Regions from separate parts of the Homo sapiens genome. Here region 2 is linked to region 1. The links are chromatin loops, found by intact Hi-C in ENCODE. Cell type or tissue: Caco-2. All regions are shown on one strand. Each heading gives the region's core, and the rest is flanking DNA. Links, peaks and the distances in the headings are about the cores only. Region 1 overlaps RBM17 (RNA binding motif protein 17). Region 2 has its middle 9.9 kb from the start of MIR3155B.

Evidence for each region. Peaks named below come from ENCODE experiments on the same cell type or tissue, not always from the same donor. Only the 100,000 strongest peaks of a DNase experiment are listed, where the experiment ranks them.
Region 2: it touches region 1 in a loop (4-fold over the local background); 50 of 110 quality-filtered maps call a loop at or near these places.

Annotation. Positions count from the first base shown.
Region 1 is chr10:6,102,036-6,118,193 of GRCh38, forward strand. It overlaps RBM17 (RNA binding motif protein 17), which reads left to right. Exons shown (of 12, transcript NM_032905.5): 4 at 2,896-3,062; 5 at 4,106-4,203; 6 at 6,651-6,707; 7 at 7,951-8,092; 8 at 10,175-10,326; 9 at 11,473-11,546; 10 at 12,014-12,112; 11 at 13,204-13,276; 12 at 13,418-15,412. The coding sequence ends at 13,521. Among named protein-coding and RNA genes, the nearest start is that of RBM17, 21 kb to the left of the region's middle. RefSeq lists an enhancer at 5,775-6,470 and a silencer at 13,857-14,057. In Caco-2, for the core only: a CTCF peak has its summit at 7,095 (motif pointing right); no DNase peak of the experiment used is centred there.
Region 2 is chr10:6,154,057-6,170,214 of GRCh38, forward strand. It overlaps a transcript of PFKFB3 not described here. Among named protein-coding and RNA genes, the nearest start is that of MIR3155B, 9.9 kb to the left of the region's middle. RefSeq lists a silencer at 9,367-9,846 and enhancers at 10,257-10,366, 12,086-12,585. In Caco-2, for the core only: no CTCF peak of the experiment used is centred there; DNase peaks (open chromatin) are centred at 8,725, 9,125, 9,765 and 10,872; H3K4me3 peaks cover 2,075 bases.

The DNA.
Region 1 (16,158 bases), core at 3,033-11,032:
AATCATAGTTAAAACTAGACAAAATGAGGTAAAATGAGTGAATAAACTAGTTAAAATTATACCCACAATTTAAGTATACATTTATCTTTCCACAGATGGCGTTCAAATAATGACTGTGGTCATTTAAACAGCATCATGAATTGCACAAAACCGCTTGATGAAAAATGACCAAAAGATTAATAATAGTGCTATCGAGACAGTTTCTTAGCAAGGCGCGCCTGTCCTCCCCACCACCTGTGGGAAGGGCTGCATCAGGCTGGGGCAAAGGGCACACTCCTGCCCATCTGTTTCACGTCACTGTTCTGGGTTGGGCTCCGTCTCCTGCCTGTCCTGCTTATGTTCTGGGCCAGTCTGTGGCTGCAGCTTACCCTTGAGTTGTCCTTTTCTGAGGGGAGCGGGTGCTGTTCCTGAGGGCTGGTAGTTCTTCTGGAGGGGAAGCACCACATGGTGGAGGTGTTTTTTTGCTGATTCCTAGTCATTGAGCATTTTCCCCCATAAATTTGATACCTAGTTTATTCCTGCTACATCTAATTTAAAAACTGGTTCATAGTTTCTTCTGTAATCGTGTATTGGTTCTAGTACCTATAATATTAGTCTCCTATTTAATGAGTAAGCCTTTTTCCTCCTTGTTACATAGTTTTCACGATCAGTTTTTAATTCTCATTAAGCGAATGCATCATAATTTACACAAGTATTCCCTAACTGTAAAACCACCTAGATTTGCTTTTACATTGCCTTTATAAATACCACTCTAATGAACATCTTTTTGTGGTTTTTATTTTTGAGACAGGGTCTTGCTCTGTCACCACGCTGGAGAGCAGTGGTGCAATCTTGGCTCACTGCAGCCTCCTCCTCCTGGGCTCAAGCGATCCTTCCACCTCAGTCTACTGAGTAGTTAGGACCACAGGCATATGCCACCACATTTGACTAATTTTTTGTAGAGATGAGGTTTCACCATGTTGCCCAGGCTAGTTTTGAACTCCTGAGCTCAAACGATCCACATGCCTTGGCCTCCGAAATTGCTGAGATTACAGGCATGAGCCACTGCACCCGGCCCTCTAATGAACATCTTTACAGAGATGTTTCTATGTAATTAGGGTTATTTTCTTAGATTTTCTGAGGTGGCATTAAGATATCAGCCATTTTTATGGCCAATCTGTTCTGGCACCAGTTTACTCCCAGCAGTGCACAGTATCACCTCAGGCATATGAGGGTGAATTTTACCCCATCCTCCCCCCTCAGCATTGAGGGTATTAACATTTTAATTTTTTTAAATTGAACAAATCACTTTATTCATTGCAGCATTTAGAAAAGGATGATTGATTTCATTGTTAAGCATAGCAGGGTTTATATGTAAAAGTTTTTTTCTTTGAAATTTTGAAGTGTCAGAGAATGAACCTTCATATTGACAGTTTGTTCTCTTAGACACGTTGTGATAATTGTGTTAGATAAATTGAGTGGCTGGTTGTCATTTTCTCTCTAAATAATAACTGAAAAGAAATCTTCATGTGCTTTTGTATTTTTTAAATGTCTTTTATAAAATGAATACAAATGTATAACTAACCTTTAGGAGCCCTACATTAAATACATTTTCCAGTGGGTAGGGCCTGGGAGGTGATTATAGTTATTTTCCTAATTGCTCTTATTCATTGGATCATAGCATTTCCTGATATTTCGTCGTAAGGAAATGGTGAAGTGTTTGTTTTATAGTGCAAAATGTCACACCGAACCATGAAACACAGGAACTGTTCGATTTAGGTCTGTTAATATGGCGTGTAAGCTGTCTTGATTTTGTCAGTTCTGTGTTCAAGCAGGAAACACGTTTACAAACGACCTTCTTGCCTTTGATACAGTTGGACATTGTACCTCCTGTAAGAGGTACAGACTGGGCGCTCAAGGACATGAATCCTTGTTGTTTTGCATGTGTGTTTTAAAAAAAATGGGGACACTAATCCTAACCTGTGCTTGTTTGAGGTGTCTTTCAAAACCAGAGAAGGCATCTTATTGTTACAGATAATAACGAAGAATTATGCTAAGAACACTAACAGGAGAAAGTGTGGGAAGGTTTAGGAAAGTGGGGTCAGGGCTTCCAGCACCACGTGTAGACCGAGGCTGCCAGCCTAGGGTAAAGTTCTGTGTCTGCTCATGTATTTCCTAGTATACTGGCTGTGCTCTGCCTCTCGTTTTGCTAATTTCTTTGTCATGGCTACCTCTTTTCTTTCAAAGAGTAGACCAAGTTTCTGAATGTATAGACGAGAAAACACGAAGTGTTATCTAAACCTGATTTTAGTGAACCTTAAAAAAAATTATGATGCTGGAAGGGACATTACATCCCCTTGTGTCAAACTCAGTGCCTGAAATGCAGCCTACCTGGGAAGGGACATGTGTTCAGAGGATTAGAAAGACCAAGAAGATGCTTTCTAAGATCTCCATATATTCTTATCTCCATGTAATCAGAATCTGAAGTTATTCTGTTAAAATGATGACTGCAAGAATGATTGTGGTGTTCATGGTTGTTTTATTTTTTAAGTTGTCATAGAGATCTATAAAAACAAGTATTCAGTGCTTTACTATAAGTATTCTAATTTTTTGACTCAAAGTACTAGTAACTTATATTTTAGCTGGTGGTGGCTTATTTAGGAATTCCAGGAAAAATGCCATAGAGTATTATAGAAATAGTACTAATCTAAGAGGTGAAATTTTGTGTCCTGTTTCTGCTACCACCTGACTAGGCACGTGGCCTTGTCTGGTATTTGTTTTCTTTGTCTTTAAAACAGAGGAAGGGGCTAGATGATGTTCAGAGTCCTTTTATCTCCCATACGCTTTGACCTGAATCCTGTGAGTAAACTGGTAAGATATAAAGAGGATTCTTACTGCTGTTTTTACCTTCCTCAGGATCCTGTTCCCAGTGGGTTTTCTGCAGGGGAAGTTCTGATTCCCTTAGCTGACGAATATGACCCTATGTTTCCTAATGATTATGAGAAAGTAGTGAAGCGCCAAAGAGAGGAACGACAGAGACAGCGGGAGCTGGAAAGACAAAAGGAAATAGAAGAAAGGGAAAAGTAAGGCTTCCTTTGGATTTGGGGATATTTTACAGTTGAAATGTTCATTAAAATGTTAACGAATGAGCGTCGCTGCTGTCTGTAAGGCTGAAGTTAATTGTCATGGGTGATCTGAGCAGTCACTACAAGGAATCAAACTGTTTTACGATTTGTACCTGTTACATCTCAGAATCACAGCAAACTTCACCTGTAGACTGAAGACCTAAAGTGTATATTTTGAGTGAGTTGTTAGAAAAATAACTTATAAACCTGATGTTGAAAATTTTTTTCTATGCTGATACTCTGCTATAGGTTGACTATCCCTTATTCAAAAATCCGAAATCTGAAATGCTCCAAAATCTTTTGAATGCCAACATGCCGCTCAAAGGAAATGTGCATTGGGGGATTTTGGCTTAGGGATGCTGAACTGGTAATTGTAATGCAAATATTCCAAAATTTGAAACACTTCTGGTCCCAGGCATTTGGAATAAGGGATTCTCAACTTGTAAAATCACAGCTATTTAAAGTACTTGAAATATTCTTCTTAACTTTACTATTTTTGAGCCAGGTGGAATTTTTAAAAATTCATATGCAGCTTTTATTTATGTTTTTGCAAAGTACGAGTAGTAGGATGTATTTGTAGTTCTTTTTAAAAATATTTAGTATTATCAAATAGTTAACATGTATTAAATATTAATATACTGTTTCCCATTTATTGAATCATTTCATGAGTGAAAGTGTTATAGACTATTGAAATGATTGAACTATTACTATGTTGATAGGCTTTAACATTGGAAGAGGTCAATGTCAAGGAACCTTTTTTTTCATGCTGGTTGCTCTCGTATACTTATTGGTTCAATTTATCTCTTGAATTTTTCTCACTTTTCATACTTTTATCTACTTTAGTCTTTTACCAGTTATGCTTCCTACCCCCTCTACCCCTGCAACTTCATAGTTGATTGTGACAGGATTTGGATATCTTCTGGTCAAGAGGAAGTCATCCCAGGTTCAGGTCTCTAAATTGGTTCATCTGTGATGAACATTTATTTCCTTTGTTATCACAGAAGGCGTAAAGACAGACATGAAGCAAGTGGGTTTGCAAGGAGACCAGATCCAGATTCTGATGAAGATGAAGATTATGAGCGAGAGAGGAGGAAAAGAAGTAAGGCATGAACAAATATGTCTTAAACATATATAAATACTGGAAGTGCAATTCCACTATGTGCTTTTTCTTTTCAGTTTGATAAATAGTTCATTTGACATTGATTTGGGTAATTTTCTTTCTGGAATCCCAGCAATACACATTTGCGTCACAGTTTTAATTTATATTGGGTTTTCATATGTATTTTCCTTTGAGCTTCACAACCACTTTCTAACATTTATTTATTGGATACTTTGGGACTAGCTTAAAATCTATTCCTGCACTGTCTTTACCTGCAGCACAGTCCAGTTGGCCGATGCTGAATCCACTCTGTTGTTTCTCTTAGGGGGGAAGCATAGTTAACATTGAGTGTGTCTGTTTTGGGCATTGTGACACATTTCATATCCGCTATCTTAGTTAATCCCCAAATGTTTGGTTTTTATTAACTTCTTTTGGAATTCAGTATATAGGTTGAATATTTGTAGGTCTCATTTTTCCAGCTTATAAATTGACTGCCCTTTTTAATAAGGAGGCATGCTTTCCATACTAAGGACATTTGTTTTTTTTTCTTAAACACCAGCAGGAACTAGATAGCTTTGAATGAGAAGACTTTGTTTGACCTTGTAGCTCATGATAGGGAGGTAGTGGCATGCCCATCATATGTATAGTTGTTGACAGATTGATGTTCTTATTTTAATGTGATTAGTAGCAGATTTCCAGTAATCACCCTGAATTTTTTTAACTGAACTTATTAGAGCTAATCTGCTTTTCAGAATCAGTAATCACTCTAGGTCCTAGTGACAAGGTTAGTAAAATGATCATGGAAGTATTTCAAAGGAAATAGAAGAAGGTTTTACTCAGGTTCATATTTCTCCTTGAGGATTTTATATCATCCAGTCCTGTTAATCAAAATGCATGGACACTGGCTTTAGAATAATTTCTAGAATAATTCTTTAGAAGAATGAATTTATTTATTTTTGAGATGGAATCACTCTGTTGCCCAGGCAGGAGTGCAGTGGTGCAATCTCGGCTCACCACAACCTGCAACCTCCTGGGTTCTAGCAATTCTCTTGCCTCGGCCTCCAGAGTAGCTGGGATTACAGGTGTGCGCTACCACGCCCATCTAATTTTTACATTTTTAGTAGAGACAGGGTTTCACCATGTTTGCCAGGCTGGTCTCAAACTCCTGACGTCAAGTGATCCACCCACCTCAGCCTCCCAAAGTCCTGGGATTACAGGTATGAGCCACTGCACCCGGCCTCTTTTTTTTTTTTTTTTTTTTTGGAGACACTCTTGCTCTGTTGCCCAGGCTGGAGTGCAGTGGCGCCATCTCGGCTCACTGCAACCTCCATCTCCTAGTTTCAAATGATTCTTCTGCCTCAGCCTCCCAAGTAGCTGGGATTACAGGTGTGTGCCACCATGCCCAGCTGATTTTTGCATTTTTAGTAGAGATGGGGTTTCACCATGTTGATCAGGCTGGTCTCAAACTCCTAGCCTCAAGTGATTTGCCTGCCTCAGCCTCTCAAAGTGCTGGGATTACAGGAGTGAACCACTGCGTCCAGCCAGAATAATTTCTTTTGTCAAACATTTTGTGCTGATGCAGCATGACTTTGTAATCAATTTTTAAAGTTTTACATTTTGTTTTTATTTCATTGTTGATTAAGCCATAATACATATGTATTATGTAATATTATGTATACGTAATCCATATATGTTAGGACTTATGCCTAATGCAAAATTCCTTGTGGTCTCCACTGATGTTCTCCTTCCAGTTGTCGGATACCAGATAAAAAGATCTGTCTTATCTCTTTTGGTTTGTTTGTGTTCACCATTCGTTGTCCAGGAAATACACCAGGAATAGTGACAACACGCAGCAGTTTCTTCAGGAGCCAGAAGGACCCACGCTTTCAAATATGTGTTTAGTTCCAGTGGTTTGCACACTGGAAAAGGAGCGTGCTGTGTGGTGGGGGAGATATGGCAACGCAGGGAGCTGGGTTTACTCCCTTTCTGTTGATTCACTCCCCTCTGATCATTCTCTTATTTGTAAACTGGATGCAGTAATATCTACTTCAGAGGTCTGTGAAGCCTGAACGAGGCCATGTGTATAAAGGGCCTAATGGGTATTGCTCTCGGTAAATAGTTACATTACTCTCTTTTTAAGTAACTGCTGGTTCTCTTGGTTGTATTGTTTTGCCTTAAAATTCATTTGCAGACTACATTGTGGGGCTCTTGAGTTCCTTTTATGAAGGAACAATTTTGCATATCTGAGGGAGTGTTGCCACTTTTCTACATTTTAAATCCTAGCATCAGAGGTTTGTTCATATGTAGCAGGAGGTCATCTGAAGTAGCAGGTCCTCCTTTTTTAGTTTTTTCTTAGGGGGGTGGGTGATAGATATATGGTGTGTCATAGTCGTTTGGGAGTCTGGCATCGGAAACCTCCTTTAATGCTTGGATTTGTGGTTTTGCAGGTATGGGCGGAGCTGCCATTGCCCCACCCACTTCTCTGGTAGAGAAAGACAAAGAGTGTAAGTAGATCTGTTTCTTCCTCTTTTATTCTGATACAGGTCTTTAACCCAACCATGGGGGATCTCAGCTTGGGCCCCCAGGTTTCCTGAGCGTAGAGGGAAACGGCCTGCAAGCCTGCCTGGCTCTGTCACCTGAGGCCGCACCTGGATCTCAGAATGCAGCGCCCTCCTGCAGAGAGAGACCTTTCTACGCCAGGCTCTGAGGCTTGGATTTCATGCAGTGGGATCCATCTCTTTTTTATGCAATTCACTTTGATTTCATTAACATTTCTTATTTGTTGTTAGATTCATTTGGAGTTAAAACAGCAGATCGTTACAGTTTTTTAACTCAGAGGTTTAGAGGCTGTTATATTCATGATCCTCCACAAGGTGGCAATGCCTTCCTTGATTAGATTTTTTCTTCCCGTTCCATTTCACTGCAGGTGGGTTTGCGTGTCATTGCGTTGCCAAAACACCCTCACCCACTGTTCCTTCTCGCAGTGATCTGCTCTAGAATTTGGGGGTTGGGACTGGACTTCTGAATATCATCTAGGTCATTTTCCCATTCTCTGGATTGGACCATACTTAAACTATCCCAAGCAGATATTCTCATTTATAGTACTTTTTAAAACTTGTTGAATTCTTTATCTTTTAAAGAAGATAATTTCTAAGATATTATGAAATACCTATTATGTGAAAACAACAGACAAACAATAAACCCCAATTGAAACTAGTCTCTGGGAGTGGGGCTCAGGCATCTGGATGGTCTTAAAGCGTCCTACTGACTTTCATCTAACTAGGGTTGAAGCCACCGCTCCAGTGCGTAGCCCCTAACCTCGGACACCTTTGTGGGCCATGAGCTGATGAGATAGTGAGGTCGGGGTCTAGACAGGTGCACCCAAGTTACTGCAGGAGTCAAAAGATGGCCAGATTGTATCTCCTTAGAACATACAGAACATCTTTCCGGCAAGAATATTCATTCAAGAAGATTTTAAAGGGTGAATAACATTTCAGTAAGATATAAAAAAGACGTTTGAGGAGATAGAAATAGCAAAAGGAAAGTTAGAATCAGGAAAGTAGCGTCCTCCCTCTGTGGTTTTAAAAAAAGTCGTATAAAGGCTGTAAAATTGATTTGGTGTTTTTCTCTCCTTGTGGTAAACCAAAAAGTAGGTTAAATTTGTTCAAGATAAATAATTGATACAAGTGAGGTTTCAGAGTGTTTTCTATAGTATTTTGGTGAGCCTACTTTATTTTTCTCCAATAGTACCCCGAGATTTTCCTTATGAAGAGGACTCAAGACCTCGATCACAGTCTTCCAAAGCAGCCATTCCTCCCCCAGTGTACGAGGAACAAGACAGACCGAGATCTCCAACCGGACCTAGCAACTCCTTCCTCGCTAACATGGGGTAATGATTTAATGTTCTTATCTAAGGACTTGAGAGACAGTGTGAAGCGTTGATAGCCCTTTCAATAGATGCAGCTTGTTTGAAACTGAGGACATTCAGGACCCTTGGTGTGTGCAGGTCACACGGTACCTGCCTCAATCGTGTGGAGCGTGTTCCAGTGTAATGATGGGGCTTGTTCAAAACAGCAACCTCCCAGTAGAAGTTTTGACTCATTTTGATGTTGAACATTATTTTCCTAGACAGGCACAGAACCTGATTAATGTTTACATTTGCCTTCATAACGTTTGCAAATAAAATAGCTCATATGAATCAGAGCTGACTTACTGTCTCCAAAGGGCAGGTGATACCTTTTTTTTCCTGATAAAGTGGGCCATTTGCTTTCAGGTCATGGTTCTAAACCTTTGGTCTAAAAAACTCGGGGTCATTCTAACTACAAGTTGACATGTTTGCCAGCATATAAAATTTGACTGTAAGGCTGACGCTCAGGTGGGGCTTGGGGATTTTTTTAAACTGTGCTGGGCTTGGCAAACATTTTGGTTAAGAGGATATTCTGTGTTGTTGACTTTGATCCTGTGAGACGGCTGTCCCATGAAGCAGTATCACATGAAGGCTTTGTTCTGTGCTGTGTTGCATCTGCTGGCTGCTGCCTGTAGCAGAAATGCAGCCGGTGAGACAGTGAGTGGGGTTGAAACTCACTAGTCTCCTTTCAAGTGCTCAGTGACCACATGCAAGTGGTGACGATGTTGGATGGTGCAGACATAGGACATGGCCGTGGCTGCAGGAAGCTTTGTGTACTGGAGGGTTGGACAGACATGAAGCTGGTTTTGTTTTGTTTTGTTTTGTTTTCCCTGTTTATGATAAAAACTGACTTTTTAGCGAATTTGCTTTTAACCAGGAATTACATCTTTAACTTGTGCTTAGGAAAGATGCAAGATGGTACCATTCAGCAGTTTCTGGTCTTTTTAGCCCTAGAATAGCTTGTTCAAATGAAAATGTTAAGGGAATTAAATACAAGAAGTAATGTAGGTGCAGTTCCAGTTGAAGCGGGATTTTGTGGCTTAAGCCCTAAGCAGCAGTGGTCATGGGGTTGGGGTGCCCTTCAGACCCATGCTGCGCCTCAGAGCGCAGTGTGAGAGCCATTTGGTTGTTACAGAAAGCAGTGACTGAGAGTTGTGGGGTCCAGTTTCAGCTCTACCATTAACAGCTGTACAAATAATTTATTTGTTTTCTGAGATGGAGTCTCGCTCTGTCGCCCAGGCTGGAGTGCAGTGGTGCGATCTCGCCTCACTGCAACCTCTGCCTCCCAGGTTCAAGCAGTTCTCCTGCCTCAGCCTGCCAAGTAGCTGGGACTACAGGTGCACACCATCATGCCCAGCTAATTTTTACATTTTTAGTAGAGATGAGGTTTCACCATGTTGGCCAGGCTGGTCTTGAACTCCTGACCTCAGGTGATCCACCCGCCTCGGCTTCCCAAAGTGCTGGGATTATAAGTGTGATCAACTGCACCCAGCCTGTACAAATAATTTCTAATATGGCGTCTTGCATTACTTCTAAGTCCACCCCTTAAGCTAGTCAGCTAATCTTGGCCTCCGTTTATTTCTCATTTGTTAAATAGGTGATCTCTAAGGGTTCTTTCATTTGTATAGTCTGTCATTGGAAACTCTCCTGTGCTATTTAGGAAAATGGGATCATCTTCATTGTACGAAACTTCATACTTACTTTTTGATAGCCACTTTTTAATAAACTGTGGTCATAAGCTATGTGGCAGTGCAGGTCCGGAGCACACAAAAGGTCTTGTGTTTCCTAGCAGGGCACTGAGGAGACTCCACCAGAGAAACTGACATTTCCCCTCCAAGACAACAGGATGTTCTGGATTTTATTCATAGCTTTTTCTATTTCTTTCATGCTGCACATCCCCACAGCTTCCATCTAATAGCCCACTCCTAGTTAATGAGTGACTTTGTTGAAGCCCCTGTGGAGCATGCACTCTCTCCAGAAGGAGGTTGTTGTGATGGAAAAATGCAACCTATCTCCAGTTGACGATGTCAAGGCTAAGAGTCCTTTCCCTTCTTCTCCTGCCAGGGGCACGGTGGCGCACAAGATCATGCAGAAGTACGGCTTCCGGGAGGGCCAGGGTCTGGGGAAGCATGAGCAGGGCCTGAGCACTGCCTTGTCAGTGGAGAAGACCAGCAAGCGTGGCGGCAAGATCATCGTGGGCGACGCCACAGAGAAAGGTGTGTCCCCAGGGAAGCGTGTGACTAGAGGGAAAGGACTGGCCCCATCCATATCAGACATGGCCAGTCTTGATCCTCATGTGTCAGCAGGGGGACAATGAGGCGTGTGGCCAGAGGGAGAGGGCTGGCCCTGCCATCACTAGAACACAGGCCGTCCTGTTCATATGATGCACTGCCACTTCCGTTTTGTGAAACCAGGAATCCTGAGGCTCATCTTTATTTTTTCAGAACAGACGTAGAGAGATGAAGGCTTGTGGAGGAAAAGATGGTGAGAGACTTGGGCAGAAAATGAGTAGTCCTCAGGAAGAAATCTTGGTTATGTGTTTAGAGCATGAAGGACAGAGCCATATAGTGTGGCAGTGAATATACCTGCTATCTCCATCTCAGAGGTCGTCTCTACTTTTCCCTTTTGCCCTTTCAGTATAGATGTGATTTCTGATTCTCTTACAGATTGTTTGCTTTGCGAGATCTGATGTTATGTTGCAGTCTCTTGGTAAATGATGCCTAGTTGGTGTTTTATTTTCATTTAATTTTTACAGTCTGTTCTGTGTTGAGGGAATTCAGGAAAGAGACAAACATATGTTAGCATTTTAATCAGGGAATTAAGTTTGAGTCAGCCTAGCTGAACTTCCTTTGCTAAAGAAAGAAGAAAACTTTTCTGGCAGCCCCGTTCATGCACAGCTTAGGATACATCACGAGCCTGACAGGTGAGTGCCAGAAACCAACAGTTGTCCCGACTTGTGAGGTTATCTGAAGTAAGGCAGCCGGTGGCTGGATTAGTAACTGCATATTCCCCTGGGCCCGTGACCTTGAACGTTTGCTCCAAGTCAACTCACCTATAGGAATTATCACTCACATGCCCTGTCAGCCCTTTGGGAAGTGAGATGAGCAAAAATTGCAAGTAATGGTGGAGGCTCAAAACATCCAGATGCTATTGTAAAAACATGCCAAAGCAAAGCAGAGGCTTTTATTGCAGATAAGGCTGTGTTTTCGCTCAGAGACCAATTGTGTAGATGCCTAGGACATAAATGGTGGGGATCGCTATTGAAATTAAATTAATTATTGTAAGTAGGACTCAGTTCTGTAACACATCTAATGATATGCTGCTCAGTTCTGTAACACATCTAATGGTATGTTTTGATACAGATGCATCCAAGAAGTCAGATTCAAATCCGCTGACTGAAATACTTAAGTGTCCTACTAAAGTGGTCTTACTAAGGGTAAGAAGCTGAGGAAAGCAAGCTCTCTGCCTGCCTAGATTTGTGTGTGTCACCCCAGCCTACCCTGCTCCCCCTAAAAGTTAAAACTGAAAATGATACTTTTGCAAATAATACTTTGGGCAGATCCCACGTAAGGCTGATTTTAGATTTTTCACTAATGTGTAAGTCTCTTTGCTAAGTACAGTGTTTAAGACTGCAGTGAGTAATTAAATATTTGAAATTGCTAGAGCTTCAGATAGTTTATACATTTTGGTGCTTGCATAGATGCTTTTGTAACTCTTTACAGGCTTAATATATGTTTTAGTGTTTTAAGAAATACTAACTTTTGGGTACTTTGGGGATGAAATTTTTCATTATGTCGTTTGGGATTGAGAACATTTACCATCACTAAGTCATATTTATATACCTCTGCTAGGTGTTTGTAAGTTATACTTGGTACTTGAATTTGTTTATTTTTGTGTTTAAAGAACATGGTTGGTGCGGGAGAGGTGGATGAAGACTTGGAAGTTGAAACCAAGGAAGAATGTGAAAAATATGGCAAAGTTGGAAAATGTGTGATATTTGAAGTAAGAGTGTTTTCTTTTGATGTTTATAACACAAGTTGTAATTGGCACATTACAAAACATTTTCTACAAACAGGACAGGGTATGCTATAAGTAACATTCTTACTGCAGAAGGTGACAGGCGTTGGTTATTTGTACTTCTCTTGCTCAATTATTACAGTTTTAAACATAAAGACAATGATTTCAAGTTTTATTTGATGAAGAAACAGGAATGCTTCATGATTGAGGATCAGTATGATGACTGAAGACCTTGATTCTAGCGTGCTCAGTAGTTTAGTTCCTTAGACATGCCTTTGGTTTCAGTCATTTGGTGAGTATTTAGTGCCTCTCACATGCACTGCACTGTGCGGAGAGCACTTGGATTACAGGAAGCATGCTCTGTACTCTCAGTGGTGTGTTCAGTTGAAGAAACACATAAAATAACTGAAAGATATTCAGTTACTAGACTAGGTAGTATTGACTAAGTTCAGGAGTTGAGAAAAGGATTAGATCAGTGAAAAAATAGACTGCCTTGTGAGCAATAGCAGATATGGGCTGCGCTTTGAAACGAACAGGTGGGATTTGCAGGGAAGGGTATTCTGATTGGGATAATGGCTCGTAGGAGACAGTGAAGATCAGGACTACCAAAATGGAATGGATGGGCCTGTTGGGGATTAGCAGAAGTGCTTAGGTGGGTGGAATTACAGAGGGCTAGGAAAGCTAGACAGAGCTAGTCAAAATGAGACCTGATGTGAAAGGCCACTAGGGCACCAGCCTTTTTAATCTGAAAGCTCTGCTTCCTCTGTTTCTTTATCCTGTTGCTGTTTGTTGACCACATAATTATTTGTTTACGTCATCAGCTGGCACAGGGCCTTTATGAGGTCAGAGACTGCCTAGCCCTGTGTTCCTGGCACCTAACAATGCCTGTCATAAAAACAGGCATTCAGTACGTTTTTGATGATGAACAAATTATACTTATTTCCTTGGTATTTGACAACTACTTGACTGTATATGATGATAATTAGAATATCCACTCTGAGAAATCATTTAAAAGAGAAAACTCATTCAATGCAATCTCAAATGCCTTTACTCATCACGCTCTCATTTTCTTCCAGATTCCTGGTGCCCCTGATGATGAAGCAGTACGGATATTTTTAGAATTTGAGAGAGTTGAATCAGCAATTAAAGGTTAGTGGTACAGCTAAATATTAAAGAATAAAAAAGTTGAATTTACAGCCTTAATCTTTACAAGTAAAGTTACTGTTTAATTAAAGTTAAACCTTTATCTTATAGGATACCTGTATTAACTGTCTTTTGTTTGCCTTTCAGCGGTTGTTGACTTGAATGGGAGGTATTTTGGTGGACGGGTGGTAAAAGCATGTTTCTACAATTTGGACAAATTCAGGGTCTTGGATTTGGCAGAACAAGTTTGATTTTAAGAACTAGAGCACGAGTCATCTCCGGTGATCCTTAAATGAACTGCAGGCTGAGAAAAGAAGGAAAAAGGTCACAGCCTCCATGGCTGTTGCATACCAAGACTCTTGGAAGGACTTCTAAGATATATGTTGATTGATCCCTTTTTTATTTTGTGGTTTTTTAATATAGTATAAAAATCCTTTTAAAAAAACAACAATCTGTGTGCCTCTCTGGTTGTTTCTCTTTTTTATTATTACTCCTGAGTTGATGACATTTTTTGTTAGATTTCATGGTAATTCTCAAGTGCTTCAATGATGCAGCATTTCTTGCACTAAAAAAAAAAAAAAAAAAAAAACTAGAAAGTTTTGGGACATGGGGTTATATTAAATTATTCTTTGTTTTTCTTTTTCTTTTAATAAAGCCTGCAAGTTACTAAATTGTAGTTTCATAAATTCTGTAGTAAAGTATCATCTTGGCAGTGTGCCAAAGGTGAAAATGATGCTTTCTCTAACAGAGAAATTCTTAGTGACTCCAGTCGTAGAAAAACGTCTTTACAACCTGAATAAGATTGAAGAATTGTGAACATACCATGGCCTATTGGATGAATCATTTGCCGTAGGCTAAATCAGACTGTAGGGTTTGTGATGGATTTATGGAGTATGTGGGTATAGAAATCATGAATCTAGCATTTGTTTTCAGAGATTCAAGCATAGTCTTAAGGGTAGATCAGAAATGACAAATGAATTCAAAACCTAGCAGGTGCATTGTAAATGTGTGCCCAGTTATGTTTTGGAAATGGCAGTTCCTTGGGGTCATGTTTCTACTGGCAAAATTTGCAATAGTGTTCTATTGTATGTAATTTTAAAATTTATAAGATTATCCACGTTGGCCAAGTAAACTGTACTGCCAATAGAATTCTGGAATTGTGAGAAATTGTATCATTGAAGTTCAGTAGGATGTGTGGCTTAAAAATTTATCAGGACCACAAAAAAGAAAACAAAAATATTTGGTACTGAGGTTCATTGCCAGGGCAGGAGGTATTTCCAGAAAATACTCATGCCTGTGTTCTGTTCCTTGCTTTCCCAAATACTGCATGTGACTTTCCTAAGCGGCAGCTGAAAGACTCGAGCCCGTGCTGTCTCCTTTGGTTATTATGACATGAAAGTGTATCAAGAACTCAGCATTTCTTTGCATCCATGGACTTGGTTTGGAGACATAAGGAATATTCTGACCCTTTTTAAAAAAGGATTTTCTCATGTTTTTATTTAACATAAATAAAAGAATAACATTTTATCTTTTGTGGTATTATTTTATTGAATAAAATTGAGTTTTATGATAAAAGTGCACCTGTTCTGTAAAGTAAGTTGGGGTTAAGGAATGTGAGGTAAATTACATAATTGAACATTGTGGAAGACAGAATCAAAAGCAGCCCTGGAACTTCAGTTATCTATGGAATTAGGCATACCATTCCTCAAGTGGAAACCATGTTTGTGCTTACAAGTACCGGAGTGTGCTTGTTTAATTTTAGAAACTAATGGTTCCAACCCACCTTTCATGCATGCATTTATTGTTGTTATGCTTTGTAAAACATTGTTTGCACCTAAATGGGTGGCTTTTCCTAACATTCTCATGGTCAGCAACCAGAGAGTTGCAACCAACTCATACTACTTGATTTCCGTTCGCATGAGGACAGCTTGGTGTGTGCCTTTCTCCCCAGTCTTTTATTTTTAAAATAACTGTGTTAATCAGTTAGTGCTTTATTTATAATGAATTTCTGATAGTCGAATAATTTCTAAATCTCCTGCAAGTTAGTACTTGAGAAATTTGAAATTAATTTTCAATATTAACATTTAAGCTAATATAAAAATTTTAAATTTCAATAAAAATTAAAAATTATGTAAGCTACAATGTAACTGGCAAGTTTCCGTGTAATAGACGTTTGTCATTCTTGGTGGCCCATCTGTGAGTTTTTGAAACCCCTTTTTCTTTTTTTTTCTTTTTTTTTTGAGACGGAGTCTTGCTCTGTCGCCCAGGCTGGAGTGCAGTGGCATGATCTGGGCTCACTGCAACCTCCGCCTTCTGGGTTCACGCCATTCTTCTGCCTCAGCCTCCCAAGTAGCTGGGACTACAGGCGCCCGCCACCACGCCCGGCTAATTTTTTGTATTTTTAATAGAGACGGGGTTTCTCCGTGTTAGCCAGGATGGTCTTGATCTCCTGACCCGTGATCCGCCTCAGCCTCCCCAAGTGCTGGGATTACAGGTGTGAGCCACCGAGCCCAGCCTGAAACGCCTTTTTCTGTGTGGGGAACTTCCTTGTTTCCCTCCTCCCCGCAAGAGACTAGAAACTTGCTTTCCCAGCCTGTCTTGCAGGTTGAGTAGGGTTGTGCGCTTGGGATCTCTGATCAGACCGGCACCGCAGTGTGGGAGAGAAGCTGTGTGAAGAGTCTGTCGTCTGACTTTGGCAAGGGTTCCTCTGCACAGTGTTGTGTGGCACTGGGGGCAGCAGTGGCAGAGACCTTGTCACCTCTGCTGGTGTGTGGTATCTGGCAGAGCAGTCTATGGAGGGGTTTGGGATTTTTGCTTTACATAAAACCTGCGGCTTGTCCCTGGCCTTTTCCTTTTTTTTTTTTTTTTTTTTTTTTTTTCTGAGACGG
Region 2 (16,158 bases), core at 5,321-13,320, 54 kb after region 1:
CTGAGTGCAGGAGGAACCTGCGGGCCAGCACCGCTTCTGCAGGGTGAGAGGGTGGAAGCCAGGTGGACACAGGCTTAGGAAGGGAGTGGCGGCTCAGCACGTCCTCATCTCCCATGGTAGGGCCTTGTTTGGCCTCTCAGCTGGAGACAGGAAGGCCTGGGAGGGTTTTGGTGGAGGTGTGGGCTGAATTAATTTTTTTTTTTTTTTGAGGCAGGGTCCCACTCTGTTGGCCAGGCTGGAGTGCAGTGGCGCGTTCTCGGCTCACTGCAACCTCTGCCTCTCGAGTTCAAGCGATCCTCCTGCCTCAGCCTCCAGGGCAGCTGGGATTACAGGTGCATGCTACCGCGTCCAGCTAATTTTTTTGTATTTTTAGTAGAGACGGAATTTCACCACGTTGGTCAGGCTGGTCTTGAACTCCTGAGTTCAAGTGATTTGCCCGCCTCGGCCTTCCAAAGTGCTGGGATCATAGGCGCGAGCCACCGCGCCTGGTGGGCTGAATTAACGTGACACCATAAAACGTCTCCGCCACGGGTGGCTACTATCCTGAGAGCAGACTGTGGGGTGGCGGGGGAGGCAGGAGACCAGGTGGGAGTCTCTGGGCCTGCTGCAGGTGGCTGCGATCAGGGTGGTGTTGGGGGTGGCTGGATTCTGAATATATTTAGGAGGCAGAGGCGGCGGGATTTGATGGATTTGCTGTGGGGTGAGAGAGAGTGAATCATGGGTAGCTCCCCCAGCTGCCTTCTGTCTGATCTGGGGAGACGCTGGGAGCCAGGTGGCCGAGGCGGTCGAGGCCTGGGTTGTAGTGAGCTGCGGGGAGCCCGCACTGCCACAGCAGCTGCACCTCCTCTAGGCCCTGTCCTTGGTAGAGGCTGTGAGTGGCCCGTAGGAGGTCATGGTGACCTCCATGAGCAGCTCTGTTTCTGTCTGTGGTTCAAAAGGATGGGACCCAGTAAGCAGCCTTCCAGAAAAGTCCACTGTGCCCCAGGTCAGTCATCAGACAGAGCCATTTCAAGAAGCAAATGACTTGGACAATGGGGGCTGATGCTTACTGCCACTGGCAAAGAATTCCGAAAGGTTCTGAGGGGTTTACTCCGGGCACTGAGCATGCTCTCTTCCAAGCTGGGAGAAAAGCACTTACGAGTTTTTTTCTTTTTTTTTTTTTTTGAGACGGAGTCCCGCTCTGTCGCCCAGGCTGGAGGGCAGTGGCGCGATCTCGGCTCACTGCAAGCTCCGCCTCCCGGGTTCATGCCATTCTCCTGCCTCAGCCTCCCGAGTAGCTGAGACCACAGGCGCCCACCACCACGCCCGGCTAATTTTTTTTGTATTTTTCATAGAGACGGGGTTTCACCATGTTAGCCAGGATGGTCTCGATCTCCTGACCTCGTGATCCGCCCGTCTCAGCCTCCCAAAGTGCTGGGATTACAGGCGTGAGCCACCGCACCTGGCCGAGTTTTTTCACTTTCCCAGGGTTTCCGTGTAAATACTACACAATTACCAACCAAATGTCTGTCCTTCCTCCGTTTCCATAAATGTCAAGGGCTCCACTGTAAGGGGGAAGCATGGACCCCCACTCCAGGAAGACTTCCTGGACAGACCCCACCCAGGCACCTGCTGACCGGGTTCACTTCCAAATCAGGATACTGGCTTGTCCTGGTTTGTCCATATTTCCCCGGTTTCAACCTCGACAGTCAGGTCACCCCTACCTCCAGCTAACCCTCGTGCCACAGGCTTGTTGAAAGTTAGATGGCCTCATTTTAGAAAAACAGATTTAAAAACCTCATTCGTGTTTGAACATGGAAAGAAAGAATAAGAAAGTAGGCTTTATGGCCCTGGGCTACTGGCTTGAAACTTTGGAAGATATTTTTCTTTCTTAAAATGTTTTTATGTTTAGGAGATATGTTCTACATGCACATAGCGAACATCCTACCCAATAGGCAGTTTTTCAACCCTCACCCCCGCTGCCATCCTCCCAACTTTTGGAGTCTCCAATGTCTATTATTCCATCCTGTGTGTCTGTGTGTTACCCATTGTTTAGCTCCCAAAGAAGAGATATTATATATATGTACATATATATGTGTGTGTGTGTGTGTGTGTGTGTGTGTGTGTGTATTTTTAGAGGCAGGGTTGTGATCTGTCTCCCAGGCTGGAGTGCAGTGGCACGATCATGGCTCACTGCAACCTCCACCTCCCAGGCTCAAGCAATCCTCTTGCTTCAGCATCCTGAGTAGCTGGGACCGCAGGTGTGCGCCACCACAGTCTGCTTTTTTTTTCAAACTTTTTGTGGAGACAAAGTCTCCTTGTGTTGCCCAGGCTGGTGTCCAACTCGTGGGCTCAAATGATCCTCCCACCTTGGCCTCCCAAAGTGCTGGGATTATAGGCATGTGTCATCACGTCCAGCCTCCAAAGAAGAGCAAATTCACTTTAAATTAAATTAATTAATTAATTAATTACTTTTTATTTATCTTTTTTGAGATGGAGTCTCGCTCTGCGGCCCAGGCTGATGTGCAGTGGCACAATCTCGGCTCACTGCAACCTCTGCCTCCCAGATTTTAAGTGATTCTCCTGCCTCAGCCTCCCACCACCACCATGCCCGGCTAATTTTTGTATTTTTAGTAGAGATGGGGTTTCGCCATGTTGGCCAGGCTGGTCTCGAATCCCTGACCTCGTGATCCGCCCACCTTGGCCTCCCAAAGTGCTGGGATTAGAGTTGTGAGCCACTGTGCCTGGCCCAAATTCTCTTTTTAAAGTATCTGGGCTGGGCGTGGTGACTCACGCCTGTAATCCCAGCACTTTGGGAGGCTGAGGCAGGTGGATCACCTGAGGACAGGAGTTCAAGGCCAGCCTGGGCAACATGGCAAACCCTCTTCTCTACTAAAAATACAAAAATTAGCTGGGCGTGGTGGCAGGCACCTGTCATCCCAGCTACTTGGGAGGCTGAGGCAGGAGAATCGCTTGATCCTAAGAAGTAGAGGTTGCAGTGAGCCGAGATGGTGCCACTGCACTCCAGCCTGGGCCACAGAGCGAGACTCCATCTGAAAAAAATAAAAATAAATGATAAAAAATTTTAAAAAGCAATTCTGCCAGGCTTATTAGAAAATGGAAACAAGGATTTTGTCATCAACTTGCTGCCTCATAGTAACAACAAAGGTGTCTGAATCTGTAAATAGTTGTGTCTTCTTTTTTTTTTTGAGACGGAGTCTCGCTCTGTTGCCCAGGCTGGAGTGCAGTGGCGCGATCTCGGCTCACTGCAAGCTCCACCTCCTGGGTTCACGCCATTCTCCTGCCTCAGCCTCCCGAGTAGCTGGGACTACAGGCGCCCGCCGCCCCGCCCAGCTAATTTTTTGTATTTTTAGTAGAGGCGGGGTTTCACCGTGTTAGCCAGGATGGTCTCGATCTCCTGACCTCGTGATCCGCCCGCCTCGGCCTCCCAAAGTGCTGGGATTACAGGCATGAGCCACGGCGCCCAGCCAATAGTTGTGTCTTTGGTGAAAACATTCTAGAAGTTGAACGTCATCTGTTTATAATAAATGAGTCAGCATGTGGTCCTCCAAGAATCTCGTCTGCTATTGTCACCCCATTTCCCGGGTCCTGTTTATAAATGGGGTATGACAAAGGGAACCCACTTCAAGCTGAAATCATCTGTTGTTCAAATCCTGGATTATAGAAAGGCTTTTTCACTTATGATTTCAGTGAAGCAAAAGGTCATGTTATCATGACTGCTTTATAGGAAATGGATTTCTTAACCTTCTAAAACTTTTGAAAATTCATTTTTGAATGAGTAATATGTAACACATGGCCTGACAGTAAATCCCAATCCACGTTATGGAAAAACCGACTTGACTGAATAAGCAGGCAGTCCATTGTTTCTCTGTGGTTGTGTTCTTTTCTCTGGCTTCTGTGAGAAATAACTGAATGACGGGTAAAGCCTTTTAAAAGTCAGGCAGTGTGGCTGGGCGCGGTGGTTCATGCCTGTAATCCCAGCACTTTGGGAAGTCGAGACGGGTGGATCACGAGGTCAGGAGATCGAGACCATCCTGGCTAACATGGTGAAACCCTGCCTCTACTAAAAATAAAAAAAAAAAATTAGCCGGGCGTGGTGGCGGGCGCCTGTGGTCCCAGCTACTTGGGAGGCTGAGGCAGGAGAATGGTGTGAACCCGGGAGGCAGAGCTTGCAGTGAGCCGAGATTGCGCCACTGCACTCCAGCCTGGGGGGACAGAGCAAGACTCCATCTTAAAAATAAATAAATAAATAAGATAAAATAAAATAAAAGTCAGGCAGTGTGTAACAAAAGGAAATAAAGAAACTTCACCTCTTTAGTGATCAGGAAAATGCAGATTGAGACCAAAATGAAGACACGTTTCACTCTGTGTGCCCGGTAGAAATGAGGAAGCCTGATGGCTTTCAGTGTTGACAGAATGTGGACCACAAAAGCCCCTCACACATTGCTGGTGGGCCGATAAGTGGTACAAATGCCTTGGAGGCAGTTTGGTCTTTTCTTTGGTGTAAAGTTGAAATTCACATACTTCGGCTAGGTGCGGTAGCTCACGCCTGTAATCCTAGCACTTTGGGAGGCCTAGGCAGGCGGATCACCTGAGGTCAGGAGTTCAAGACCAGCCTGGTCGACATGGTGAAACCCCATCTCTACTAAAAATACAAAAAGTCAGCCAGGCATGATGGCATACACCTGTAGTCCCAGCTACTCCAGAGACTGAGGCAAGAGAATCGCTTGAACCTAAGAGGCGGAGGCTGCAGTGAGCTGAAATCGCAGCGCCACTGCTCTCTAGCCTGGGTGACAAAGCAAGACTCCATCTCAAAAAAAAAAAAAGAAATTCACCTACTCGAAACCAGCAATACCGTTCCTAGTATTGCTGATGTTCACACAATCATGTTCATAGCAGCACTCTCATAGAAAAACCTTTACACAGCACAAATGCACTTTGACAGGAGGATAAATTATTCTTAGTATATTCACACAAGGCAATATTATAAATAAGCTACACTCAAATAGACAGCAACTCTCAATATTGTTGATGACTATTAAAAAATCCCAAAACAGGCCAGGCGCTGTGGCTCTCACTTGTAATCCCAGCACTTTGAGAGACGGAGGTAGGCAGATCCCTTGAGGTCAGGAGTTCGAGATCAGCCTGCCCAACATGGTGAAACCCTGTTTCTACTAGAAATACAAAAATTAGCCAGGCGTGGCGGTGGGCACCTGTAATCCCAGCTACTTGGGAGGCTGAGAAGGGAGAATCGCTTGAACAAGGGAGGTGGAGGTTGCAGTGAGAGGAGATCGCGCCACTGCACTCCAACCTGGGTAACAGAGCGAGACTCTGTCTTAATTAAAAAAAACAAAAAAAAGCACCAGGCATGGTGGCTCACACCTGTAATCCCAGCACTTTGGGAGGCTGAGGCGGGGGGATCACCTGAGATGGGGAGTTTGAGACCAGCTGTCAAGAAACCCGTCTCTACTAAAAATACAAAAAAATTAGCTGGGTGTGGTGGTGCATGCCTGTAATCCCAGTTACCCGGGAGGCTGAGACAGGAGAATCGCTTGAACCCGGGAGGAGGAGGTTGCGGTGAGCCGAGATTACACCATTGCACTCCAGCCTGGGCAACAAGAGTGAAACTCCGTCTGAGGAAAAAAAAAAAAAACAAAACACCAAAAAACCAAAAACCAAAAACATCAAAATCATTACATATGGTAAGGTACTTTTTATTTATTTACTTATTGAAACAGGGTCTCGGATTGTCACCTAGGCTGGAGTGCAGTGACTCACTGCAGCTTTGACCTGCCAGGCTCAAGCAATCCCCCCACCTCAGCCTCCCCAGTTGCTATGACTTTAGGTGTGTGCCACCATGCCTGGCTATTGTTTTTTTTTTTAATAGAGACGAGGTCTTGCCATCTTGCCCAGGCTGGTCTTGAACTCCTAGACTCAAGCAATCCTCCCGCCTGAGCCTCTCAAAGTGCTGAGATTACAGGCATGAGCTACCATGCCCGGCCTACGATACTTTTTAAAATAAAATTAAAACAACTAAAACTAAACAATGCTTTTTAGGAATATATACATAATAAAACTATGTATTTTTACAAGATTCAGGATAATGGTTACTTCCATTTGAAGGGAGGCAGAAGCAGAGGATGGGGGAATATACAAATACATGTCACTTAATGTCAATAATTGAGATGTCAATTGGCTGATGGGGTCATAGTTGTCTGTTATATTAAACAAACAAATACAAAAGAGGGCCATTCAGGGATCAGTGATGAGAGCCTGAGATGAGGCGAGGACTGTGATTGCTCCCACCCTCTCTACCTGAGGTCCAGAAAGCAAGAAAGAATGAAGAGTTCCCTTTTGACCTGTTACAAGATCAGCAGTTTCCTGGGTGCGGTGGCTCACGCCTGTAATCCCAGCACTTTGGGAGGCTGAGGCAGGCAGATGACCTGAAGTCAGGAGTTCGAGACCAGCCTGGCAAACACAGTGAAACACTGTATACTAAAAATACAAAAAAATTAGCTGGGCATGGTGGCACGCACCTGTAATCCCAGCTACTCAGGAGGCTGAGGCAGGAGAATTGCTTGAACCCGGGAGGTGGAGGCTGCAGTGAGCTGAGATCTCGCCATTGCATTCCAGCCTGGGCGACAAGAGCAAGACTCTGTCTCAAAAAAAAAAAAAAAAAAAAAGAGGATGAAGCAAATATGGTAAATATGGTAAAATGTTAATAACTAGTGAAGATATATGGAGATTCTTTGTACTACTTAAAAATTTTCTAAATTTGAAATTACGTCAAAATGAGAAGTTAAAAGAGAAATGACAGGTCACTTCTCCAGTCATCTCCCAACCTTGATGCATTTGGCCTTTTTTTAAATTTTTTTAATTTATTTTTTTATTTTTTTGAGATAGAGTTTCACTCTTGAAGCCCAGGCTGGAGTGGAATGGTGTGATCTTGGCTCACTGCAACCTCCGCTTCTCGGGTTCAAGCAATTCTCCTGCCTCAGACTCCCGAGTAGCTGGGACTACAGGTGCCTGCCACCATGCCCAGCTACTTTTTGTATTTTTAGTAGAGACGGGGTTTCACCATGTTGGGCAGGCTGGTCTTGAACTCCTGACCTCAGATGGTTCACCTGCCTTGTCCTCCCAAAGTGCTGGAATTACAGGTGTGAGCCACGGCGCCTGACCTCATTTGGCCTCTTCTTTCTGTTGCTCAAACACTCAAGACTTACGACTCAGGGCCTCTGCAAGTTCCCCCTGCCTGGAGCAGTGATAGGGTGACTCTTTACCAGCAATATGAGGATCCCATTTGTTTGGATCATTTGTAAAGGTAACTTTTCCCATTTGTAACTAAAAAGTTATCTGTGGAGGGATCCTTTGCAGTCACTCACAAAGTGTGAATAAAATATCCTGTTCCCAATAATCTTTATAAAAAATTTAAAAAATTATTTTATTTCATTTTGTCATGTCCTTGAGTCATAGATATATACACACATATGTATATATATACACACATATGTATATATATACACACACACATATATATATACACACACACATATATATACACACACACACATATATATATATAGAGAGAGAGAGAGAGAGAGAATCTCACTTTGTCACCCAGGCTGGAGTGCAGTGGTGCCATCAGGACTTGCTGTTGTCTAGAATTCCTGGGCTCAAGCGATCCTCCCACCTCAGCCTCCCGAGTGGGTGGGATTACAGGAGGGTGCCACCATGCCTGGCTAATTTTTTAATTTTTAATTTTGTAGAAACAGGGTTTCACTATGTTGCCCAGGGTGGCCTTTAATTTCTAATGTAAACATTTTTAATTGTGGTAAATACACTTATAATTTACCATCTTCAACATTTTTAAGTATACAGCTCAGTGGTGTTAAATATATTCAGTGTTGTACAACCATCACCACCAACCATCTCTAGAACTTTTTCATCCTGCAAGACTGAAACTCTGCACCCATTAAACAATAACTCTCATTCTTCACAATCCCCAGCTCCTGGCAGCCACCATTCTTTCTGTCTCTGAATCTGACTATTCTAGGGAACTCATGTGAGTGGAATCTTACAACATTTGTCTGTTTGTGCCTGGCCTATTTCACTTAGCATCAAGTGCTCACGGCTCATCCACGTTGTAGCATGGGTCAGAATTTCCATCTTTTTGGAGGCGGAGTAATGTTCTGTGTGTTTAGTCACATTTTGTGTATCCATTCATCTGTTGTTGGACACATGGATTACTCTACCTTCTGGCTGTTGTCAATAATGCTGCTGCGAACATGGGTCTACAAACATCTCTTTGAAACCTTGCTTTCAATTCTTTGGGGTGTGTATATACAAGGAATAATCTTTTATTTCATAGCTTTAGCATCTATTGATGATTCTTGAGTGAAACACTTATCAGAGTGTCCGTAAAATGGCTATTTACCATTTTTGTCATTCTTTCCACATTTATTAGTTGGCATTCTTTTGTAAAGAAGCTCTTTCCTGCCCATCCTCCCTTTTACTAGCTTTAATTTCATCATCATTATTAATAGTAGTAATAGTACCAATGTGGACTCCGGGATTTTTAAAATTATGACTGCATGTGTTAGAATCCATTCCTGACATACTCAATTGATGCTCAAGCCACTCCCAGTTTGGGTGAGAACCCTTTCAGGCTGGCTGCTGTGTCCTTGACACGCCCCCTTCAGCTTTTGAGCTCTGTCTTAACTCCTGTTCCAGGCTCCTTGTGTCCTTCCCAGTCTCGGCCTTGGGAGCAGCCACTCCTCCAAGGATCCCTGGGTACTTTCAGTGGAGGATGGTCCTTAGAAGGCTGGATCTGGGCTTTTGTGTGCCTCTTCTTGCTACCGGAGTGTCCGTGTTTCCAGGGCGTTTTTCATGGATGGAGCTGGGAAACATTTTAAAATTGTAAATTCAAACGGATCAGTTATTCCAGTCCAGCAGCACAGAGTTCTTCCTCTCCTTCCCCCGTCCCATAATTGTATCTTTCATTTGCTTTCTGTGTTTTCCCCAGGAATGTTGTCTTCATCTTGAATCTCCTTTGCTACTGGCTGTACTCATTAGCAACATAAAATTCCTCGTGATAACCTCTGACCCCTATCCCATGTGTGATGACACCGAGTTGAGGGAGATCAGACATTCAATGCAGAGGTGGGGGCCAAGACCAAGCCTCCTGGGGCTTAAGAAAATATCTCCAGAGACGGGAAGTCTGGAAGGGAACTCCATCACGAATATTTTATGTTCCCTCCCTCTATTGTTCTCAATCACTGCACAAGTGTATATTACTTTTTTTAATAACAAAAAGGAACTTTTAAGGTAACCCCCCACAACCCTATATAGACTGGATGTCAACTCTTTAGTCCTAGATACACCTGGAGCCTGGCGTCGTGGGGACAGAGGCAGGTCCCTGTGCTGAGGGCGGTAAGACAGGGCGGGTAGGTGGGGACCCAGCTGGGAGGTAGGGGGGCCAGACGGGACATCAGCTCCCGGGAGCCCCGCTCTGGGCACGGTGCGCGCCTCCACCCTCCATTGCACCCCGCGCCTGCTTCCTCCCAGGTGCACCTCGGGCGCCTAAGCCAGCTGGGTCCCGGGCCCCGGGAGCAGCTGCGGGCCCGACGGGGGCGTGGCGGGACCGGCGGGGGCGGGGCCTGGGGGTGGTCCGCGCGGATTGGCTGCTGCCTGCGGCGCACGAGCCGGTCAGCGCGCACCCCGCCCTTCCCGGGCCGTGCGGCACGCCGCGTTCACGTGCTGTCGCGCGCCCTCCCGGCGTGCGCCGCGCGGCCCCAGCCTGCTCTGCGGCGACTGTCCGGCTCGTGAGCTCCGCGTGGATCCGGCGCTGGGCCCCCTACGCTCTGGGGACCTGGGGTTGTGTTTCCGGCAAAGGATGTTTTCCGAGAAGGCCTGGGAGCGGCTGTAAATAATACCCGAGAGGAAATAGGCCCGGCAGGTGTTTTTGCGCGTCCCGGCGTTGGGTGTGGCTGCGGCGGGCGTGCAGGCCGCAGATGAGGAAACAGACTAGGAGGGATTTAGGCATCTGGACTCTGCGGGGCGGCCCGGGCGCGCAGCCCGTTTCCCTGTGGGTTGAGGGCGCGGGAGAAGTGGGCGGCCCACCCCACCCCGCGCGTGGATGCGGGGCTGGGGCAGGTCCGCGGTGGAGGCGCCGCCAGTGAGCACCCGGGGACCGCTCCTAGCCCCCAGTGTGGGACACAGACTCCCTGAGGACCTCGTATGCGTTGGGTCTGTGGCTCCATCCGAATCTTCATGAACAGGGCCTGCGGTGAATTTGGGGAGAGTGAGTGAGCGGGTGAAGGGTCAGGAAATAAGTCACAGGAGGCATGGTTGAAGAATTGGGGATGTTTAACCCAGACATGGCAGGACTGGGCACACTTGACCCCTGTCTGGAAGTATTTGAAAGACTTCTGAAGGGGGCCAGCCCCTCCACACCTGTGGGTGTTTCTCGTCAGGTGGGAGGAGATACTGAGAAAAGAAATAAGACACAAAGTATAAAGAACAGTGGGCCCAGGGGACTGGCACTCAGCATACGAAGGACCCGCACTGGTGGCCGTCTCTGAGTTCCCTCAGTATTGATCATTATTTTTACTATCTTGGCGAGGGGAGTGTAGCAGGGCAACAGGTGGGGAGAAGGTCAGCAGGGAAACATGTGAGCAAAGGAATCTGTATCATGAATAAGTTCAAGGAAAGGTACTGTGCCCTGATGTGCACATAGGCTAAGTTTATGTTTCCCTTTACTCAGACATCTCAGTGTAGCAAAGAGTAACAGAGCAGTATTGCTGCCAGCATATCGCCTACAGCCACAGGGCGGTTTTCTCCTATCTCAGAATAGAACGAATGGGATTGGTCTGCTTTACACCGAGACATTCCATTCCCAGGGATGAGCAGGAGACAGAAGGCTTCCTCTTATCTCAACTGCAAAGAGGCCCCCTCTCTTTCACTACTTCTCAGTACAGACCCTTTACGGGTGTCTGGCTGGGGCACGGTCAGGTCTTTCCCTTCCCAGGAGGCCATATCTCAGGCTGTCTCAGTGGGGGGAAACCTTGGACAATACCCAGGCTTTCTTGGGCAGAGGTCCCTGCAGCCTTCTGCAGTGCATGGTGTCCCTGGTTAATCGAGAATGGAGAATGGCGATGACTTTTACCAAGCATACTGCCTGCAAACATATTGTTAACAAGGCACATCCTGCACGGCCCTGAATCCATTAAACCTTGATTCAATACAGCACATGTTTCTGTGAGCATAGGGTTGGGGCTACAGTTACAGGTTAACAGCATCTCAAAGCAGAAACAATTTTTCTTAGTATAGATCAAAATGGAGTTTCTTGCGTCTTCCTTTTCTGCATAGACACAGTAACAATCTGATCTCTCTTTTCCCCACAACTTCCTTATGAGGAAGAGGCTAGACTTTCCTTCTCCCTGGGGGCACAAAACAGATTTTCCCAGGTGGAGAATTTCAGGTCAGTTACACAGAGCCGGCAGGGATGAACATGTCTGGCGTTCTTTGCAGGAGCCAGATGTTTACCTATGTTAGTGGGAGAATAGTGGAGCTCAGATGCAAGTTCTCATCTGCCAGACTCCAAAGCCCTTGCCTTTTCTCGATGCGTCTATTTTTTTGTAAATGTTTTAGTTCAGAGGTACATGTGCAGGTTTGTTATATAAGTAAACTCGTTTGTTGTAGATTATTTCATCACCTAGGTATAAGCCTAGTACCCAGTATTTTATTTTCTTTTTTCTTTGTCTTTGTTTTTTTTTTTGAGACAGAACCTCACTCTGTCGCCCAGACTGAAGTGCAGTGGTGCTATCTCCGCTCACTGCAACCTCTGCCTCCCGGGTTCAAGCGATTCTCTTCCCTCAGCCTCGTGAGTAGCTGGGATTACAGGCGTGGATCACCAGGCTCAACTTTTTTTTTTTTTTTTTTTGAGACGAAGTCTCACTCTGTCATCCAGGCTGGAGTGCAGTGGCACGATCCCGGCTCACTGCAACTTCCGCCTCCTGGGTTCAAGCGATTCTCCTGCTTCAGCCTCCCCAGTAGCTGGGATTACAGGTGCCCCGCCACCACGCCCAGCTAATTTTTGTGATTTTTAGTAGAGATAGGCTTTCTCCATGTTGGCCAGGCTGGCCTCGAACACCTGAGCTCAGGTGATCCGCCCGCCTCGGTCTCCCAGAGTGCTGGGATTAAGGTGTGAGCTACCGTGGTAGAGATGGGGTTTCGTCATTTTGGCCAGGTTGGTCTCAAACTACTGACCTCAAGTGATCCACCCGCCTTAGGCTCCCAAAGTGCTGGGATTACAGACATGAGCCACCGCCCGGCTTAGTATTTTTTTTTTTCTGAGCCTCTTCCTCCTTCCACTCAATGCATCTATTTTAGTGGAATGGGTTCCTTTGTGAACAATGATGTTGCAGTTATTCATGAAGTAATAAAGTGTTTGTGTATTGATTGATTTCTTTGGACTGGAGGGTTTGCCCAGCCCTGTTGAGCTTTGTCATTGTCTACCTCAGGGGAAGAGGGAGATTGTCGCTGGTCAGAGGAGAATGCCAGGGCTTCTCTCAGACGGAGGCAGCCTCCCATCTCACCGCAAGTCGGATCTTGAGTAGCACCTGTTTCGGCCCATTGCCCCTTTAACAAGGGGCCCAGGTGCCCTTGGACTTGCTAGAAGAATAATCATGACTTTGAGTTTAACAAATGTGGTCACAGTATTCCACTGCAGTCCACCTTTCCCACTTCTCCTAGCCCTTCTTCTTCTTTTTTTTTTTTTTTTTTTTTATTTGAGACAGAGTTTGGCTCTTGTTGCCTAGGCTAGAGTGCAATGGTGCGATCTCAGCTCACCGAAACCTCTGCCTCCCAGTTTAAAGCAATTCTCCTGTCTCAGCCTCCCGAGTAGCTGGGATTACAGGCATGCACCACCATGCCCTGCTAATTTTGTATTTTCAGTGGAGATGGAGTTTCTCCATGTTGGTCAGGAACTCCCCATCTCAGGTGATGGGCCCGCCTCGGCCTCCCAAAGTGCTGGGATTACAGGCGTGAGCCACCTTGCCTGGCCTCCTAGCCTTTCTTTTTTGCAAATCTGACACTCCTCCCCTCCACCCCATGTGCCTAGACAAGGCCAGCATGGGACTCACACAGGAAGAGCTGAGGACTGGAGGAGTGAGTAACTTTTACCTGAGTACGTTTCAGCCCTCCAGGTGGTACCAGGTACAGTCCTCTGAGAAGTCGGGAGGAAAACGCCTGTGCGGGTCTCATTCAGCTCTGCGGTCCTCAGTGTCTGTCTGATACTGAGTCTGTAGTGAGGATGCATAACGGGGTAACCCTTTCTGAGCTCCTGGATTCATTTGCTGAATTAATAGCTTCATACTCTCTGAAGAGAGGAATACTTTAGGAGTCTCTTTTTTGTTTCTGCCACATTTATTAAATTGTCACATTTTAACACATTTTAAGCCATTTTAACATCTCTTGAGAGAAGGTAGGGGCTGTGGAATGTGTATAAAGAGACAATATCTTGTTTTTCTTGGATCCCTAGCTAGCAGATGTGATTACAGTTTCTTATCAAGAACTCAGCCAGAAAATACCAGCCAAACCCTCTTCCTCCATTGGATTATCTGAGGCAGCATTCGTATCTGGTGGCCTCTCTGCTCTGAGCAGTTTGTGGAGCTCCAGAAGATGTCTCTGATGATCCTCTTTTCTTCCTTTCAAGGGATTTCCTAGATTATTCATCCTAAACCTTGGTCTCATTCCTCTCCTACGCCCTTAGGTGTTAAGGAATTGGATATCTATGGAGATAGCCAGCCCAGCCCTAAGCGACACTGTAGAGAAGGTTAAATTTTGTTTCTCTTTGCCTGTTTCTGGTCCTTTGTCCCTTGCTAAGTCCCTAGGTCGTTCCTGCTTTTTTCTAGGTCACATCCTCAGCTTCTTCATCTGCGTCATCTCTAAATGACAGATAGTAGCTCAGTTTGCATTTTAACTGATAGCTGAGATCTTTAACTCCAGAGATGCTATCTAACCATTTAGGGACAGGTTAAATCACATTGTCTTCTTTCCCTAGCCTGCCCCACTCTCCAACCCCAGCATTTTCATACAGAGGGGCAGCTTAGGTAGGGGTGACTAGAGGTAGTGGGAGGCTGGTGGAAGATCATGAGGTAGTGAGTCCTGGAATCCTCCACTTTGCTCCCACTTGCTGAGCGAGGGCCCTGGCCACCCACACTGACCATGCTTGTATTCATCAGCTGTCCTAGAATGTCCTGCCTCAGGCTGGAGGCTGAGGATGCCAGTGAGCGAGGCAGAACGGTGGCTTCAGTCAGCCTTCCTGGGTTCTGATGCCACCTCCACCACTGAGTAGCTGTGTGACCTTGGAGAATTTCCCAAACATCTCTGTGCTTCAGTTCCCTGATGTGTCAGCCTTATGCAGTTGTGAGGATTAACACGAGCAGCTAAGCACAAAAGGCTTCTACATGGCCTGGTAGAAAATCAGGATGCCACCCTGCTGGTGGCCACTGGAAACCCTATTACAATCCAGAGTGCTTCCTAAGTGGGCCTTATTATTCCTGTCTTAAAGGAACTTTCTGCCCAGCAATGACAACTTGGCCATTGCTACGACCATTATGCATGAGTTTAACGGACCAGAAAATGGGATGGGGTGGTCTGCACAGCAGCTGCCCACTCGCAGGTGCCGAGTGTATTTGCAGGTCTGTTTGAGCCCTTACATTCAGGCCTGGGGATGGATGTGGGTGAATGTGCGCGACAGGAGCGAGGCAGCCCCAGTGGTCTGACTTACATTCAAAGCACTTCACGGAATCCATCTGCCCAGACAACCTCCTAAAGTGGTCCTTCGTTGAATGCCTCTCCCGTCTGCCCCCCGAAAAGTTATCTAAAAGTCCCCACTCCTTATGCTTTCTCTTTTTGAGCCAGAGTCTCGCTCTGTCACCCAGGCTGGAGTGCACTGGTCACTGCAACCTCCCCCTGGTTCAAGCAATTATCTTGCCTCAGCCTCCCAAGTAGCTGGGGCTACAGGCATGTGCCACCACGCCCGGCAAATTTTTTGTATTTTTAGTAGAGACGGGGTCTTGCCATGTTGGCCAGGATGGTCTCGAACTCTTGACCTCAAGTGATCCCCCCGCCTCAGCCTCCCAAAGTGCTGGGATTACAGGCGTGAGCCACCGCGCCCAGTCTTCTTATATTTTCTTGTCACAGTGCATCTGCTTGGGTGGCAGGTGCACCTACCTGGGGGAGAGCACATTTTCTGTTCTTTTCTTAGTCTTACGCAGGGAGGATTGTGATTGGGACTCTGGCGGCTGTGAGCAGGGTAGGGGGTCTTAATTTTAGTGAGCAAGGGGCACGAATGCTCAGACCTGGGCCACCATGGAGTTGTCGGGGTGTGGGTAGGAGACTGGCGTCACCCATAAATGCAGAGTAGACCCACTTCCTCCAGGATATTTGACTGTGATCTTGGGCCATTGTGTCTGTTCCCCAGGCCCTGAGGGTTCTCCTGGGATAAGATGGGTATGAACTTGCTGCGCTGATGGTGAAGGCGGGTGGCTGAGGAACAGGAAGAGTGCGTCCAGTACTGCTTAAGAATTCGGTGATGTATCCTGGGCTCTCTAGAGGCTTACAAACATGTGGAATCTAAAAGTCACTCAGAATTTGGAACTCTCTAAATGTTTATGTCCCAGGGTGAAATCCCAGCCCTGAGCTCTATATATGGGAGTGGCCAGGAGGGTCTGAGCACCGAGGAAGGACTGGCTTCTGCCTGGCTCCCGGTTTTATGTTTCCCTAACATTGTTATGTCTTGGATGTGTATTTCCTTAAACCTTTCCCAGGTTCCTTTTGGTTCTGGGTCTAGGACACTGAGAAGATTGAAACATTGGGAGTGCACTGGCCTTGCTCTCTGGAAAGGCTTTACTTTTCCTCTTGCCTATTTGCAGTTCCCTTAAATTAGTCACATTTTGGGACCCTCTTTTGCATTGAATTTCTGGGACTTCTGTTTGTGGTTATTTTGAAGTGGGGGTGGGAGGACATGCCTGGGCCCACCCCGTGGTTCTTTAATGAAGACGATGGTTTTCCTTTTAAGCAAAAGAACCTTGTTTACCATTAACCAGAACTCTGGAAATAGATATTTAATCCCCAAACAGAGGTGATGGTGTG